Linked DNA regions of Homo sapiens: regions 1, 2, 4 and 5 are each linked to region 3. The links are chromatin contacts, found by Hi-C or POLR2A ChIA-PET in ENCODE. All regions are on one chromosome and are shown on one strand. The core of a region is the stretch at or near the end of the contact, and the rest is flanking DNA. Distances in the headings are between cores, read along the strand shown. Region 1 holds the start of PELO-AS1 (PELO antisense RNA 1). Region 2 holds the start of ARL15 (ARF like GTPase 15). Region 3 holds the start of ZSWIM6 (zinc finger SWIM-type containing 6). Region 4 holds the start of PLPP1 (phospholipid phosphatase 1). Region 5 has its middle 10 kb from the start of CD180.

Region 1 (2,700 bases), core at 128-2,627, 8.5 Mb after region 3:
CAAAGCATGCAGTGTGAAATTTTGCAATCTATCCCAAACAATATACTGCATAGGCATCGTCTTTAAATACACACATTTTCTGTTTCCAAGTACTACAGATAACTCATAATTCCTATAAAAAATTACACAATTTAATCAAGATGGTAGTACGTGGAGATTATTTCCTTTTAGTTTATTGTTTAAATACATGTCTTGCCAATCACAAAATATCTAGTGTAGCCAAAGACATAAGAAATCCCTGTATGAATCAAAAAGTGCCATTCTTGCAGCTTTCTGTCACAAGGATGCTGAGAAATGTACTGTAACAGTTTAGGAAACACAAGATTGTCTCAATTTTAAGTTTCAATCATTAATCCTCTTCAGAACTGGAATCACCCTCTTGGTCAGAAAGTTCGGGAACAGGGAAGCGGAGAATGGCAGCTACCCCAGTCAACTGGCTGAGCTGTTCCCCAGAAACGTGAAGACTAGAGAATATCCTAACGGTGCCTGCATTCTCTTTCACACTGTCCACCAGCCTCACATACCGGCTCCGTGTGGCTACATCCTGATGCCTGAAGAGCTCATCGCTGATGAGCAATGTGTCAATTGCCATGGCTTCATTGGCCTTCTCCACCTGCTTGAGTCCATAGAAAGCTCGATCCGGTTCATGCTGTAACATTTTATAGAAGTCATCCAAGGCTTTGACTTCCCCAGCAGCTTTAGTGTCTGAAAGGCGGCTAGCCACAGTAGGGTCACAAAGGGCCTCTTTCAGGGAGTACTTGTGTCCGGAGGAGGCATGTACCTAGAATCACAATTACAAAAGTTAGGCAAAATAATCTCCTAGAACACCCATTAATCAGCTCACAAAGGCTTAAAGCCAAAAGCGCTAGTAAGGCTTCATATGTTTCAGCGAAGTTTACTCCATAAATTTGCTAGACATTTAACATTCTCTTTTTATTTCATTATCTCATGAAAATCCCAGCTAAGTAAAGACTTTCTCTTCTTATTTTTCCCAGTTCTAAAACTTTAGGAGTAGTTTATACCAATCCCTCTGCCCATTCTTAATTATCCCTGGGTAAGATTGTTTTACCTGAAGAAATTTGGACCGGTTTTCCAGGAGCAGTTTGTTGTCGGTCTTCACTGCTTGTTGAAACAGGTAGTCGCAGAACTGCTCCCTCACAAATCCTGGGCTGGCCACCAGGATGCACTTTACAACATCAAAGTGTATGTGGCGCTGGATAGCCTGGACCACCTGTTCATAGAACCGCTCCAAGGCCCGGTCATGCTGAGAGCAATTGCCTTTCCTTTTCCTAGGGATGTTCACCTCCACCTTGGCCCGAGTGAGGGTCATGCTGGGAGTGACTAAGCAGATATGGGCGAGGCCTTCCTGCATGACCACAGCCGCCACATCAGCGCTCCAGGCTGGGTCACAGGCCTGCTCGATGCGCTCCAGTACCACACTATCCCACTGCTTCTTGGCCAGGGTGAACTGGCGGTTGGGCTCCAGCTCGATGGTGTGGTAAGCCCCCATCTTGACATACTCATTCTCTTGGATGTTGGTCCCCTTAACCCGCAGCTGGCAGGCTTGAGAGTCGAAGTCGATGGCCTCCACGCAGAGAGTGAGGGTAGTGCGGACCCGGTTGCTGCCCACGCTGCCCGTGGAGGACTCTGTCTGTACCTTGCGGATGGTGGAGGCGCGCAGGCTGTCGCCCACCTGCACGAGGTTGTAAGTGTGCCACATGTCCTCAGGCTCCTCGGGGACCAGGGTCACCTGGCCCGCATTGTCCTTCTCGATGTTCTTCCTCACGAGCTTCATGGCCAAGGAAGGGGCTCACTGACAGAACCAAAGGAACCAAGGAGGTCCTCACCTCCGCCCCGGGAGAGGGGATGGGAATGCAGGCCAGGAAGGGGGCGGGGCCCGGTTTCTAAGGGCACTTGCCTGGCGGGAAGGAAACACGCTTGCTTCGACTCATGCAGCCTAGGGCAGCACTTCCTCTATCCTTTCCTCTCTCAGTCTCCCGGCGCGCTGCGTCTAACAGGCTCGGGGAACACTGCAGCGAAAATCTACCCCTACACAGTTCCCGCTGGCAGCACGCAACAGCGGGCTGACGAAATGAAGGCGCATGCGCAGCCCCCGTCCCGCGACCCGACGCACGTCTCCCGTCCCCAAAGGAGAGGCGGGGCCGCAGTTCGCGCGTGCGCAGGCGCACTAAGCTGTGAGGCGCTCCGGACGAATGAACTCCCTCAAGAAGGTGCACAGAGTGGTGGCGAGTCCTTTATTTTAATGCCAAACTTCAACTTCCTAAGTTTTCTCTTCCATCCCTGTCTGTGAAGAATCCGGGGAGTGTGTGAGTGCAAATACTAGTTTTACCTGCCTGCGGCTGCCACTGCAACGCTTCCCTCTGGGTAAATCCAATTTCAAAGCTTAGCAGTAAAAGTAGCTCTCAGAAGTGCAGATTTGGCCCCAACGGCCCAAACTATGCTCGTTTTTGCTCTTGCCTTATCCGCACTCGGACGCTACAAGCCTGTTGGAGCTGGTATTTAGAAGCGGTTTCTGAGAACTACTGGTCACGTTCTGTCTGGGCTCCCAGCAACGTGTCCAGCTGTTTTCTGCGCCTAGTTACCGTGTCTGCACGATCTGATTCACCCAGATGTTAAAGCGCTGGTCCCAAGAGAGAAGAAACTATGTGTGGAATTTACCCCTGGGTGGACCTCTCAGTT
Region 2 (2,700 bases), core at 26-2,525, 7.0 Mb after region 3:
AGTAAAAATTCAACTCCTAAAACATCGCGTGTAGAGTCAGGCAGTCACTTCATAAAGAGTTCAGTCGATGAAGTTTCACTCTTGAAACTTTACTGTATGTATGCAAGCCCTAACTATTAATACAGGTGACAGCATCCACCTTATCTTCCATTCTCCCTAAGCCCTGAGGGTGGGGATGGGGGGGGGGGCACTCCAATCACCTGAGCCTAAGAACATAGCCTAAGAACATGTGTCTGGCATGGTCTGGTTATTTATAGCCTAAAAAAAAAAAAAGCCAGCTTCTTGTCCGATTCAGGCTTTCCCTGCCCAAACCCACTAGCTTAATGCGATATTGACATTACCAGGAAATGCATACGTCCCAAATGCATCTGCTTATAGATGTTTTTACCTCCTGAAATAATACCGGGTCACAAATACTGTTGTGTTTTTTGCAGAGAGCTTCTACTGCTCATTTAATTCAGGGGCGTTGGATTTGTGCTGAGCGTAATTTGACTCCAAGCATGCAAACTGATCAACTTCTTCCCGTGTGTTTGGGGAGTACAAGTGACTACTGCGACTCCTCAAATGTTTTTCTTTTCCTTTTCACGTGGAGGAAAGCGAATTCTCCGAAGACTGTTCGGCGTTCTACGCAGGGGTTGGAAGGGGGGTTCCTGAGTCACCTCTGGCTGCGCGGGGGGCCTGTGTGTACCCTCAGGGACACCAGGCTGGAATCGTCCACCTTACTTTCAAATGATAAAAGTGCGGAGGGTCTTTCTGCCCCTAAGTCGCGTACAGGATTGCCTGTTTACGGAGTACACTTTCACACACTTCTTTCCCGGTGGTGCAGTCTCGTGGCGGCAGAGCCTTTAGGAAGGCTCTGGGGGGAGACAAGATCAGTGGCGACCACGCCTCCCATGTTACAGCGCTCGCTTCCTACTGGGGGTTGGCGGGGACACCAAGGCTCTCCAGCCCGGGAACACGGAGTTCGGCTCCGTTGTACCCAACTGGAAAGCTGTGGAAACACAAAACTCGGGCGGCGACAGCACCAGCCGATTTTCCGCTCTCTTGGCTCTTTCTTCCGCTTGCACCGCCCCCACCCCGGCTCCTCCGCTCAGCACACAGGAACCCACATCCCCCACCACTCCCGCGTTTCTCTCCTGCCACCAGCTGGGGCCTGCCTTTTATAGGCGCCGCAGCCAATGAGCACGCTTCTTTCCTTCTGCCCGCCCGCCTGGCCAATCGCCGCGCCCCTTGTGTAATCTCCGGCTAGTCGGCTGCTTTCGGCTATTTTCGCTGTTGCTGGCTTTTTCAGGAGCTGCTCGCTCGCAGCCAGAGACGCTGCTTTTTTTTTCCGGGTTCGGAGCCGTTCCGGATGCTTTAGGCTGCCGGATGTCTGATCTCCGAATAACTGAGGCGTTTCTGTACATGGATTATCTGGTAGGTGCAGGGCAGGGGTGGCATGTCGCCTCTCGGATCTCGGCGTGCCCGATGGCCCCCTGCCTTGAGGAGCAGCCTTTTTGCTTTCTTTCTTTGGGATAGGATGCCTCTGGGGTTCTTTCTCCCGCAGCCGGCTGGTAAGCCTTTCCCTGGACTCGGAGGGGCAGCCTCCAGGGCGGGTGGGTGGTGGAGCTGACAGGTAAAGGTGCGGCCTGGGCCAGCACGGCTGCAGGGCGAGGGTCGCGCTGGGGCTGCTTGAGAGATGGGGCGGCCGCGGCGGCGCGTCCCCTGCCCGCGATCGGCTTCCTGGCTTCCCTCTGCGCTCTCCGCAGAGGACTTTCTTTCCGGGGGAGCAGGAGTTTTCCTCTCTCCCTGGAGCAGAACTCCAGGTGCTATTAAAGAGCCATAACCAGAATGGCTCACTAAGTGCCCAGCAGCCCTGGTCATTTGATTGTTATTAAATCTCTAAAGCTATGACCTCGGTCGTGGCGGGGTTTTAAAAGCACATTACCATAAAGCAGACGGGTCTAAACTACCTCGCAGGCTGGCACGAACAGGACTGAGTAGGGACAGGTATAGCCCCACCATTCCGGTCTTGGGTGCGTGCCGCGGTTCCACTGTGCACGGATTGGAACCCGGCTGTTTAGGCCAGGCTTGTGCTGAGAAGTTTAGGTGGGAAAAGTGTCAGCACAGTGCTGGGACCGAACATCATTTTAAAAATGGACTTCTATGTGTCTTTGTGGAATTATGCGAGCACCATGTTTTGTTCCAGAAATTATATTTCCCCAGAGTTGCTTGTTTGCGTTTAAGGGGATCCTCATTTACAGAGACTTGTGTTCGATCCTATACGATTATTGTGTTTACCATGTTGGGCAGAACCGCTATTGCCATGCAGAGTTGAAGTAGACGGTTAGAAACATTGACCCTCCTGTCATCTTGTTGGACACATGCACTCGGTTTTCGACTGCAGATTGGCCTGGCAGAGATTTGCCAGTGCCTTCTAGGAATTACACTTAAGGCTGTACTGAGAAAGTCTGTGCATGCTTTGATGGCCAAGAAACGCCGGACCGGCTTTGTGCTGTTATCTGTGTATTTGGGCTTATTTTAGTGTACATAAAGAAAATGTTTCTCCTAATGCTTCAGAGCTTGATGGTCTTGTGGGAAAGGATGGTGACTGCAGTTAATGCATAGCCTTGTGAATGGAGCTGGATCTAAAATTCTGAATTCAAGTTCTGTTTTGTTGTTCATTTGTTGATGGCAGTAACTTCCTTTATCTTTGTGATA
Region 3 (2,700 bases), core at 192-2,691:
CCTACGGGCGAGATGTCCCTCCGGAGACGGAGTCCGGTCCGCCGCCACCTCTCCTCTGCGCCGCTTGGAGACTGAGGAGGCGCAAAGAAAACGACATTTAAACCCCGGGCGGCCAGTGGAGCTCGCCCGGGCCAGACGCCACAGCGACCCGGGAGCGCCGCGGCCGCTCGCCCGTCGGAGCCCTGGGAGGAGCGGCGGCCGAGCGGCTTTAAGTGTATTCCCCTCCCCTCAAATCGCGTGGGGCGGGGGCCAGAAAGAAAAAGGAGCGAGCGACAGGCAGTGGGAGAGGGGGGGAGCGCCGAGCGGCCGGGCCGCGGCCGGCATTGTCTGCGGCCCGCGCCCCCTCCCCCGCCCCGCACAGCCCCGCCACACACACCCTCGCCGGAGGCCGGCCGTCCGCCCGCGCCTTTGTCCACATCCACCCCCGAAACCGGCGAACAGCCCTCCAGGATGTGCTCCCCGGAGGAGGGCGGGTAGGGGAGCGCGGGCCGGGGGCGCGGAGCCCACGGAGGGGCGCGTCCTGCTGATTCATTTCCCACTCGCGCTGGCCCGTCCGGGGCGACGGGGGGCAGGGAAGGGAGGGAGGAAATGGGCGCTCCGCTCAGGAGGACCGTCCGGGCCAGTGAGGACACCCGCAGGGGTGCGGGCGCGCGCGGAACTAGGGGCTGTCCGCAGGAGAAAGGCGGGCACCCCCCCCCCACCCAGGGACTGACGGACGGACAGACGGCTCGCGGCTGCCCCGTGACTCACCGACTTGCAGGACGTTGTCTACGCAGCCGCTTTCCAACAGCGCGATGCCCCGGCGGAAAGGCAGCCGCGTCTCGTCGCCGCCGTCCGCCGCCCCGGCAGCCCCCACCGACGGGGCCCCGGCCCCCGCGGCGGCGGCGGCGGCGGCGGCGGCGGCGGCAGCGGCGGCGGCGGCCGAGGTTGCGGCCGCCGAGGTTGCGGCCGGGGAAGACGAGGAGCCGCCGCCGCCGCCGCCGCCCGCGCCGCCGCCGCCACCGCTGTCGTCGCCGGGGCCGCCCGCGGCGCCGCCGCCGGTGTTGAAGGACGAGTACATGCAGATCTCCCGCTCGCTGCGGGGGAAGGACCAATAGACTATGCGGCGCTGCACCGGCTCCGGGATGCGCTCAAAGCGCTCCTCCACGCGCTGGAACGGCCACTTCTCCGCCACCCTGCGCGCCGCGATGTCCAGCAGCGACTCGGGGCTCTGGGTCTTGCCCGGCGGCAGCAACCCCAGCGCCGCGCCGCCCCCGCACGCCGCCGCCGCCGCCGCGCCACCCGCCCGCGGGCCTGGCCGACAGGCAGAGCTGTAGCCGCCACCCGCGCCGCCGCCGCCGCCGCTGCTGCCCCCGCCGCCGCCGCCGCCGCCCGGCCGGCAGCAAAGCCGTTTCGCGGGAGGAGGCTGCTGTCCGCGCTCCGCCATGACCGCGCCGCTTCTAACCCGACAGCGGAAGTGCCGGGACCCTATAAACGGCACTAGGAAGCGCGACACGCACACGCCGTCGCGACGCCACGATGCCATCTAGGGCCCGCCGCTCCTTGTATGGGCACAAGAGGTGGGGCCTCCGCTGTGACGCAGAAGCTGGGGCGGGGCTCTGATAGGGGGAACCTAGGGCCGGGGGCGGGGCCTATGCAAATCGCTGGGCTGAAACATAAATAGAGCGCTTGGCGGACACGGGGGTGGCGGGGGCGGGCCGTTTTGGTGCCCGGTGGGTTGTGAGAATGTCAGGCTGCTGTGACGCGGGGGAGGGCGGGGTCAGGCGGGGTTCCCGTGGGAGGGGGCGGGCCGCCGGGCCGGGCCTGAGGTGGGTGGGTCTCTGCGCCCCCTGCCTACCCCACTTCCCCCTCCAGTTCTCAGCTTCTCTTTGAAGTCCGAGAAGTGAGGATGCGCCTCGTGGGTCGCAGCGGGGGAGGAAAGGGGAGAAGAGGGGGTGAGCGAAGGGGAGGGTTCTGAGCTAAATGGAGGGCGGGGCCCACGGGCCGATGCCCCACCCCCCCCGTCCCCCTGCCCTTCGGGGGAAAAGCCTCTGGGCGGAGGAGGCGCTTTCAAAACAAAGAAATGCGGCATGGACCCCGGGGGACGCGGGTGGAGAGGAAGGCGGAGGAGGCGCGGCCAAACCCGAGCGCCTGCCAGCTTCCCCTCCAGCCGGTCCAGGGGAGCTCTCCCCACCACCCGCCGAAGCTGCAGCGGGGAAGGGGGAGGATGGCTGCGTTCGGCGGCGGCTTTCCACTTCACTTTTGCAGACCTGGTGTGGAAGGAGCGCGCCCGCTCTGCTAACCCCGCGTGGCTGCAGTGCGCCCATCCCCGAGCCCCGCGTCCGTTCTGTCTCGGCTGCAGGGCTGTGCCCGAAAACACGCAGAGCGCTCGGAACGTGCCCAGCAGCCGCGCGACCCGCGTCCGGTGCCGGCTGCCACCGTCCCGCCCTCGCTGCCTCAGCCCCTCGGGCCAGGAAACCGACCCGCCCGCTAGAAGTCGAGGAGCTCCGGCCGCCCTTGTCGCCCCCGCGGCCGCGCGGACAAGGCCCCGCTCCAGGCCGGGGTTTCTCCAGCTCGGGGTGGAACGCAGCCCGGGCTGTGGGGTTAGCAGACACACCTTTGTGAGTACACACGCCGCAGGGCGCGCGCAAGCCCCACGGGCTCGCGCACACATCGCCCAGCAGGCGGCAGACGGCGTGCCAGGCGGCGGACGGCGGCTTC
Region 4 (2,700 bases), core at 52-2,551, 5.8 Mb after region 3:
AGAAAATATACCAATCATTAACATCTGTAGACGGTTTAACTCTAGATAAAGCCACTATCATATAATCTTTTCTGGGTTTCACTTCTTCCTCCAGACTGGAACACTGGGCAGCTTAAAGCTGTAAAAGCTTTAAGCAATTTACACCTGAGAAAGATGGGCCATTGTTTATCATGTGGCTTTCTTTACTTCCAGAGTTACAAGGGCCTCAGATTGCAAGGTCACAATAAATTCAAAGTACTTGTGATGTCTGAGTATTAGGTATTTATTTAAAAAATCCCCATTTTACATATTAGGAAACTGAGATTACTAAATGTGGGCTAGGGTCCTCCTGGGTATGGGGCAGGGGGAGTGCTTGCTGCTGTTAAAGAAAATTATCCTGACACTTGTCAAACACATGAATAATTTATTCAAGATTATTACAATAAGGGTCATGACTATTGGAACAGGAGAGAGAAATTGAGCTCAACTCAGAATACAGCAAAGACAGCAGGGGATTTATAGCCAAGGAACAGGCACCGTGTCTGTGAGGGAGGTGACGGTGGATGGAAAATTACTAAGAGGAGACATCAAGGGTAGAGGGATTCTGGCTAAAGGCAGGTCAAGGGCTTCTACAACAAAGGTGTAATATAAGGAATCTAATCCGATATTAAATATCAAGAATTCAACGGTGATCAGGTATCGAGGATGGATGATTTAGCATGCTTCTTGCTAACATTTGGGCTCAGCCAGGACACAGGGAGGTCAACGTTGAGGCCTAAGTGAGAAAGGGCTCAGAGGTACCAAACTAAAGGAGAGCGTCTCTGTTCCTGCCTACTCTGACCTCTTTTCCCCCCTTAAACTCAGTGGTAACAATCTGACCTGTTTATTACCTCATCCCCATGGAAGGGGTGGGGAGTGGCAGGCAGCCGGTGCTCTAGGATCGTTGGGTAGGGAGCCTAGCTCTCTGAAAGCAGCAATGCCTAGTGGGGGTACCGAGGCCGAGTTCGGAGACCACCTGAGCAATTGCGGTCCAGAGCAAAGCCCCCTGGATCGGAACGGGAGCCGCCCCCACGCCCCGCCCGGCTGCCGAGAGCCGCACTTCTGGGCGGATGCCGCAGGTCGGGAGGGATGAGGCCGACGGCGCTGATTGGCTGACCGCCGCGGCCTGGGGTTTCCCTGGCCCCGCCCCTGCTGCACTCCCCCCGCCCGCGAACCCGCGCGCTGCCCGGTCCTGCGCTGCTCAGCGGGAGGGGCTGGACCCCGCGTTCCTCCTCCCTGCCGGTCCCCATCCTTAAAGCGAGAGTCTGGACGCCCCGCCTGTGGGAGAGAGCGCCGGGATCCGGACGGGGAGCAACCGGGGCAGGCCGTGCCGGCTGAGGAGGTCCTGAGGCTACAGAGCTGCCGCGGCTGGCACACGAGCGCCTCGGCACTAACCGAGTGTTCGCGGGGGCTGTGAGGGGAGGGCCCCGGGCGCCATTGCTGGCGGTGGGAGCGCCGCCCGGTCTCAGCCCGCCCTCGGCTGCTCTCCTCCTCCGGCTGGGAGGGGCCGTAGCTCGGGGCCGTCGCCAGCCCCGGCCCGGGCTCGAGAATCAAGGGCCTCGGCCGCCGTCCCGCAGCTCAGTCCATCGCCCTTGCCGGGCAGCCCGGGCAGAGACCATGTTTGACAAGACGCGGCTGCCGTACGTGGCCCTCGATGTGCTCTGCGTGTTGCTGGGTACGTACGCGCCGCCGGGTCCGAGGGGCGTGTGCGGCTGTCCCGGGAGGGCTTTAGCGCAGAGCCGCGACGGGCAGCGGGGGTGTGTTGCCTGACGCGTGCGCAGCTGTGGGGCGACACACGGGGGCGGCTTCTGCAGCCGAGGGACCCCGCTTTGCAGCCTGCACCCCGGCTCCCGCGTGCCCGCCGCTGTCTGTCGCCCGCCGGTGCGATGAGCCCAGCCCTGCTTGGACGCTGTTCACGCCTCTGCGCTCCATACCTTGCTCCTGTCCTCTGTTTGCAGTTCCACTCTAGCAGAGCAGGGTGGGCTCCTCCCCTCTGTACGGTAGAGGAGCCTGGTCACTGGCCCATCTCAGTAGTGAAACTGGAGGTTTGATGCACAGGGGATTCTCAGTAGCAGGCGCCAGTGCCTGATTTATCGTGAGAAGCAGTTTAATATTTCGGCTATAAAAGGCTAGAACTAGTTCCTAATTAGAAGGTGTGCCAGGTTGTAAATTGTCAGGTTGCAAGTAGGGATGAGCACGCCAAGTTTTTGCGTATAGGTCTAAAGAAGTTTTGGGGGTGGGGGAGGATGCGGTACCCCAGACCTGTTTCCTTGTCTGCCCAGACCTTGCCATGGTGTAGCTTTCCATCTCTTGTGACAGTGTCTCAAGGAGCAGTAGACATTCTTTGGCTGCAGCAGATTTCGCATTGTCTTCCTGATTGGAAGAGTTCAGTTATGAGGCTTCTGGTTGCCAGTTACTCCTTTCTTTTGAAGAGAAAGAACTGGAATCATTTGGATAAGGGATGGGCGTTGGAAGGAGTAGTTTTCACTTTTTATGTATTGTATAAGGCAGTTATGCTGTGAACTATTTATATATGATGGAATAAACAAAAACAAAGCAAGAGCTGCTGGAGGTTTGGATAGTCCTACTCATGTTGAAGTAATCAGAATAGTAGTAGTATTGGCAAGTTCTCAGGGTGGGAGATCTGTGGCTTTAGCCACCTGGATGGAAGTCTGCGTAATG
Region 5 (2,700 bases), core at 84-2,583, 5.9 Mb before region 3:
CCTCCCACTTCTCTTCCCTGCCTCCCTTTTGACTGAAGAATCCCTGCTCCCTTGGTCTTCCAGTGAGGCCGCAGTGACTAAAGGGGACCCCTTCCCATCCACTCATCCCCACCCTGGTCCAGTTTCCCAGACCCCGATGCAGTTGGTTGTAAATTCTTCCAGGAGCTGTTTTCTGTCTCCTTTTTGGGAATTTTTTTAAAGTAAAAAACTTAAAACAGAAGTTTAAAAAGCAAAATGTGGAAGAAGAAAGCAATGACAGATTTGTTTCGTGGTTTTTTTTTTCTTTCTAAGGTGGGCTACTAGAAAACTTACAGTTGCATATGTGGCTCCCATTTCTACTGGGCAGTGCTGCTCAGAAGGATGTGCAGGGTTCGCCCAGGCAAGGAGACCCATGTTTAAGGAGATGACAGAGGCTGGGAGAGCACTGCCTAAGAGAAAGCCTAGGGGACGAGGCTGGGATGGGGTCACAGAGCATCGGGCTGGCACTCTCCCACCTCGCTCTGCCCTTGACTCCGACTATGACTAAATGGACATTTTTCATGGGCAAGGAAGGAGACAGGATTAAAAGTTTTCTTCAAAGCATTGGGCAAAACTGGTTGTTTTGGTGGGTTTTTTTTCCCTTCTTCGGGCTTCCCTGATGCCTTCTTTCTCTTGTTTGATCTCTGGGGCCAGACTCCCTAGGTTCAAGCCCCAACCCATCCATACAGTGAATGACCTTGGGCAATTTACTTAGCTTCCTTGTGTTTCTTTGCCTAGAAAAGACTACTCAGAGTCTAGGCATAGGATTACATTAGTTTGCATCTCTAAAATACTTAGAACAGTACCTGGCAATAGTAAGCACTATGTGCTAGATACTCATTTCTCAGACAAGAGGGGGATAAAAGGTAAATTTTAATGAGCTTTCTTATGAAAATGGTAAATGCTTCATATTCTATTAATTTAAAAAACATCAGCAACCTTCCAAATTCAATTCTGCTGATGAAAGTATATGTATTTTTTTTTAAAAGATGACAATCCAAAAAAAAAAAAGGTGCATCTATTTGGGAAGTGTGGGCCATGGCCAGGCTATTTTCTTGTTAGAATTCTGGATTGGGAGCAGGCCATCTCCTGCCCTGGAAAACAACCAGCTCTTCAAGAATCCAGCTCCACTGCACCCACACAGAGCTTGAGGCCTGGGGATAGCAGGTGCCTTAACCGCTTGTCATAGGTCTGAATTGCAATGGAGCTCAGTCATTTCCCGTATCAGCACACCATTTTGACTTCACATTTTGACCTCTCCAGAAACTAGCAAACCGCAGTGCCCCACCCAGCTGTACAGGTTTCTCTGAAAAACCACAGCCTAGGCTATCTCCAAATCAATTCTGAGAGTAGTTTTGTCATGACTGACTCACTTGAAGCAAACATTTTTTGTCATTTGTTCAGTTTCTTTATTGACTCTTGACTATTTAATGTGCATGTTTCAAAGTTACAAGTCAGCCTCGCTTTATACAGCCAAGATATGTGTAGTTAAATTTTTAAAAATCAAGTCATCAAAAAACTTGCACCACGTTTGTTACAGTTGAAAGAAATTCTACAAGGAACTCTAGTCTGTGAGCACAGTCACAAATAATATGAGTCCTTTGATAAATTAATGTTTATCAGTTCTACAAATTAAAAGTGTTATGGTAGATTTGTTTAAAGCAAATTAAACTATATTTAGAAGGTGGGAACAGAAATTTTACAATTTCCTCTTTTTACTTCTTTTTTTGTTTGTTTGTTCATTAATTATAGACTGCAACAGGAACTACAGTAGTTATGTTCCAACGAGAAAAACTATGCTAGAATTTGAAACTAGAATGTTAGAATATCACCATACTTGGCCATTGCTGATGGCATCTCTCTGTAAGGACTTTTTCGCTACCTTGATGTCTGTTTATGGCTGGTCTGATCATGGTATATGCTTATTCTGCCATATAAACTGGATTTTTTCTCTGGTTGAAAACCCAAGACACACCAGTTCTTAGCTTCTTATTTTCTTCTCCATAGGCTCCATATCTTGCATCTCATTTGGGGAAAAAGTCAAAAAGCTAGATTTGCCCTACCTCAGAGGTGAACTGCCTACCACATTGGCCAATGTCAGGGCTGTGGGGCATGTCACATCTCAGGGGGCTGGAGCCCACCACTCCCTGACTTACCTCCTACAAACACATCCCACGGTGCCTCAGCTGGACACTAGGTCCCAGACCCTGAACTGGAAGAAGCTCAGAGCCGGGATCTCAGGCAGGTTTCCTCTTTGATGGTGCTGGCTGCTGAGATGATCAGGCATCTGAGCAACCCCAAGGACTCAGATGAGTGGGCCCCAACGAGACACTGAGGGAAGAAAACAAATGGGTGCTACCTGGGCCTTCCACAGACCAAGAAAGATGATGATCCCACAGAAACAAAGTTCTGGTGAATGAGGAACAAATGGGAAGGTATGACAATGAAAAGCCACAGCTTAAAGTGAGGTTCAACAATAAAAACGAATATAAAAATCTGAGGGGATGAAAGCTTAAAGAGGCCCAATTAAAGCAAGAACTGAATGCTGACCAAACTGGCCTTACAGGAAAAAGACTTTCAGAAAGAAAATGCAATCGAAGTGAAATGAACGACAGGCAAAGAAACAAATGCAACCTATAAAAATCAAAGAAAAATAATGAAGATGTGTTTTCCTGAGCACGG

What was found. Hi-C counts contacts between places; a loop is a spot of excess contacts on that map. ChIA-PET counts read pairs that join two places held with the same protein, here RNA polymerase II (POLR2A). Pooled maps may share reads with other maps.
Region 1: a map of CD4-positive, alpha-beta T cell shows a loop between it and region 3 (11-fold over the local background). The contact joins the promoter of PELO-AS1 here to the promoter of ZSWIM6 in region 3. A Hi-C loop is called at or near these places in 1 of 168 maps with a recorded cell type or tissue (CD4-positive, alpha-beta T cell) and 1 of 50 pooled maps. POLR2A ChIA-PET finds 5 or more read pairs at or near these places in 1 of 52 experiments (activated B cell).
Region 2: a map of B cell shows a loop between it and region 3 (28-fold over the local background). The contact joins the promoter of ARL15 here to the promoter of ZSWIM6 in region 3. A Hi-C loop is called at or near these places in 3 of 168 maps with a recorded cell type or tissue (B cell, CD4-positive, alpha-beta T cell and CD4-positive, alpha-beta memory T cell) and 7 of 50 pooled maps.
Region 4: a loop to region 3 is called in a map of B cell, with 12 times the contacts of the local background. The contact joins the promoter of PLPP1 here to the promoter of ZSWIM6 in region 3. A Hi-C loop is called at or near these places in 2 of 168 maps with a recorded cell type or tissue (B cell and naive thymus-derived CD4-positive, alpha-beta T cell) and 6 of 50 pooled maps.
Region 5: a map of naive thymus-derived CD4-positive, alpha-beta T cell shows a loop between it and region 3 (16-fold over the local background). The contact joins the enhancer-like site here to the promoter of ZSWIM6 in region 3. A Hi-C loop is called at or near these places in 1 of 168 maps with a recorded cell type or tissue (naive thymus-derived CD4-positive, alpha-beta T cell) and 6 of 50 pooled maps. POLR2A ChIA-PET finds 5 or more read pairs at or near these places in 1 of 52 experiments (T-cell).

What each region holds. Positions count from the first base shown.
Region 1 is chr5:52,799,490-52,802,189 of GRCh38, reverse strand. PELO-AS1 (PELO antisense RNA 1) reads left to right here and starts at 1,377. Exons shown (of 5, transcript NR_186455.1): 1 at 1,377-1,498. The region is part of intron 1 of ITGA1 (integrin subunit alpha 1); the gene reads right to left. PELO (pelota mRNA surveillance and ribosome rescue factor) reads right to left here. Exons shown (of 3, transcript NM_015946.5): 2 at 1,070-2,305; 3 at 1-781. The coding sequence starts at 1,795. The coding sequence ends at 350. RefSeq lists enhancers at 867-1,566, 1,567-2,265.
Region 2 is chr5:54,309,148-54,311,847 of GRCh38, reverse strand. It overlaps ARL15 (ARF like GTPase 15), which reads left to right and starts at 1,275. Exons shown (of 5, transcript NM_019087.3): 1 at 1,275-1,416. The coding sequence starts at 1,369.
Region 3 is chr5:61,330,999-61,333,698 of GRCh38, reverse strand. It overlaps ZSWIM6 (zinc finger SWIM-type containing 6), which reads right to left and starts at 1,441. Exons shown (of 14, transcript NM_020928.2): 1 at 751-1,441. The coding sequence starts at 1,426. It overlaps LOC105378994 (a long non-coding RNA gene), which reads left to right and starts at 1,483. Exons shown (of 2, transcript XR_007058781.1): 1 at 1,483-1,559. RefSeq lists silencers at 547-656, 1,437-1,576, 1,687-2,086, 2,297-2,366, 2,397-2,700.
Region 4 is chr5:55,533,565-55,536,264 of GRCh38, reverse strand. PLPP1 (phospholipid phosphatase 1) reads left to right here and starts at 1,301. Exons shown (of 6, transcript NM_003711.4): 1 at 1,301-1,693. The coding sequence starts at 1,636. It also overlaps the pseudogene RNF138P1. RefSeq lists an enhancer at 779-848 and a silencer at 1,079-1,718.
Region 5 is chr5:67,205,729-67,208,428 of GRCh38, reverse strand. No RefSeq gene overlaps it. Among named protein-coding and RNA genes, the nearest start is that of CD180, 10 kb to the right of the region's middle. RefSeq lists an enhancer at 1,080-2,279. Within about 2 kb of position 1,333, at least 13 of the 41 ENCODE cell types and tissues checked have a DNase peak (open chromatin) inside an H3K27ac peak, as active enhancers do.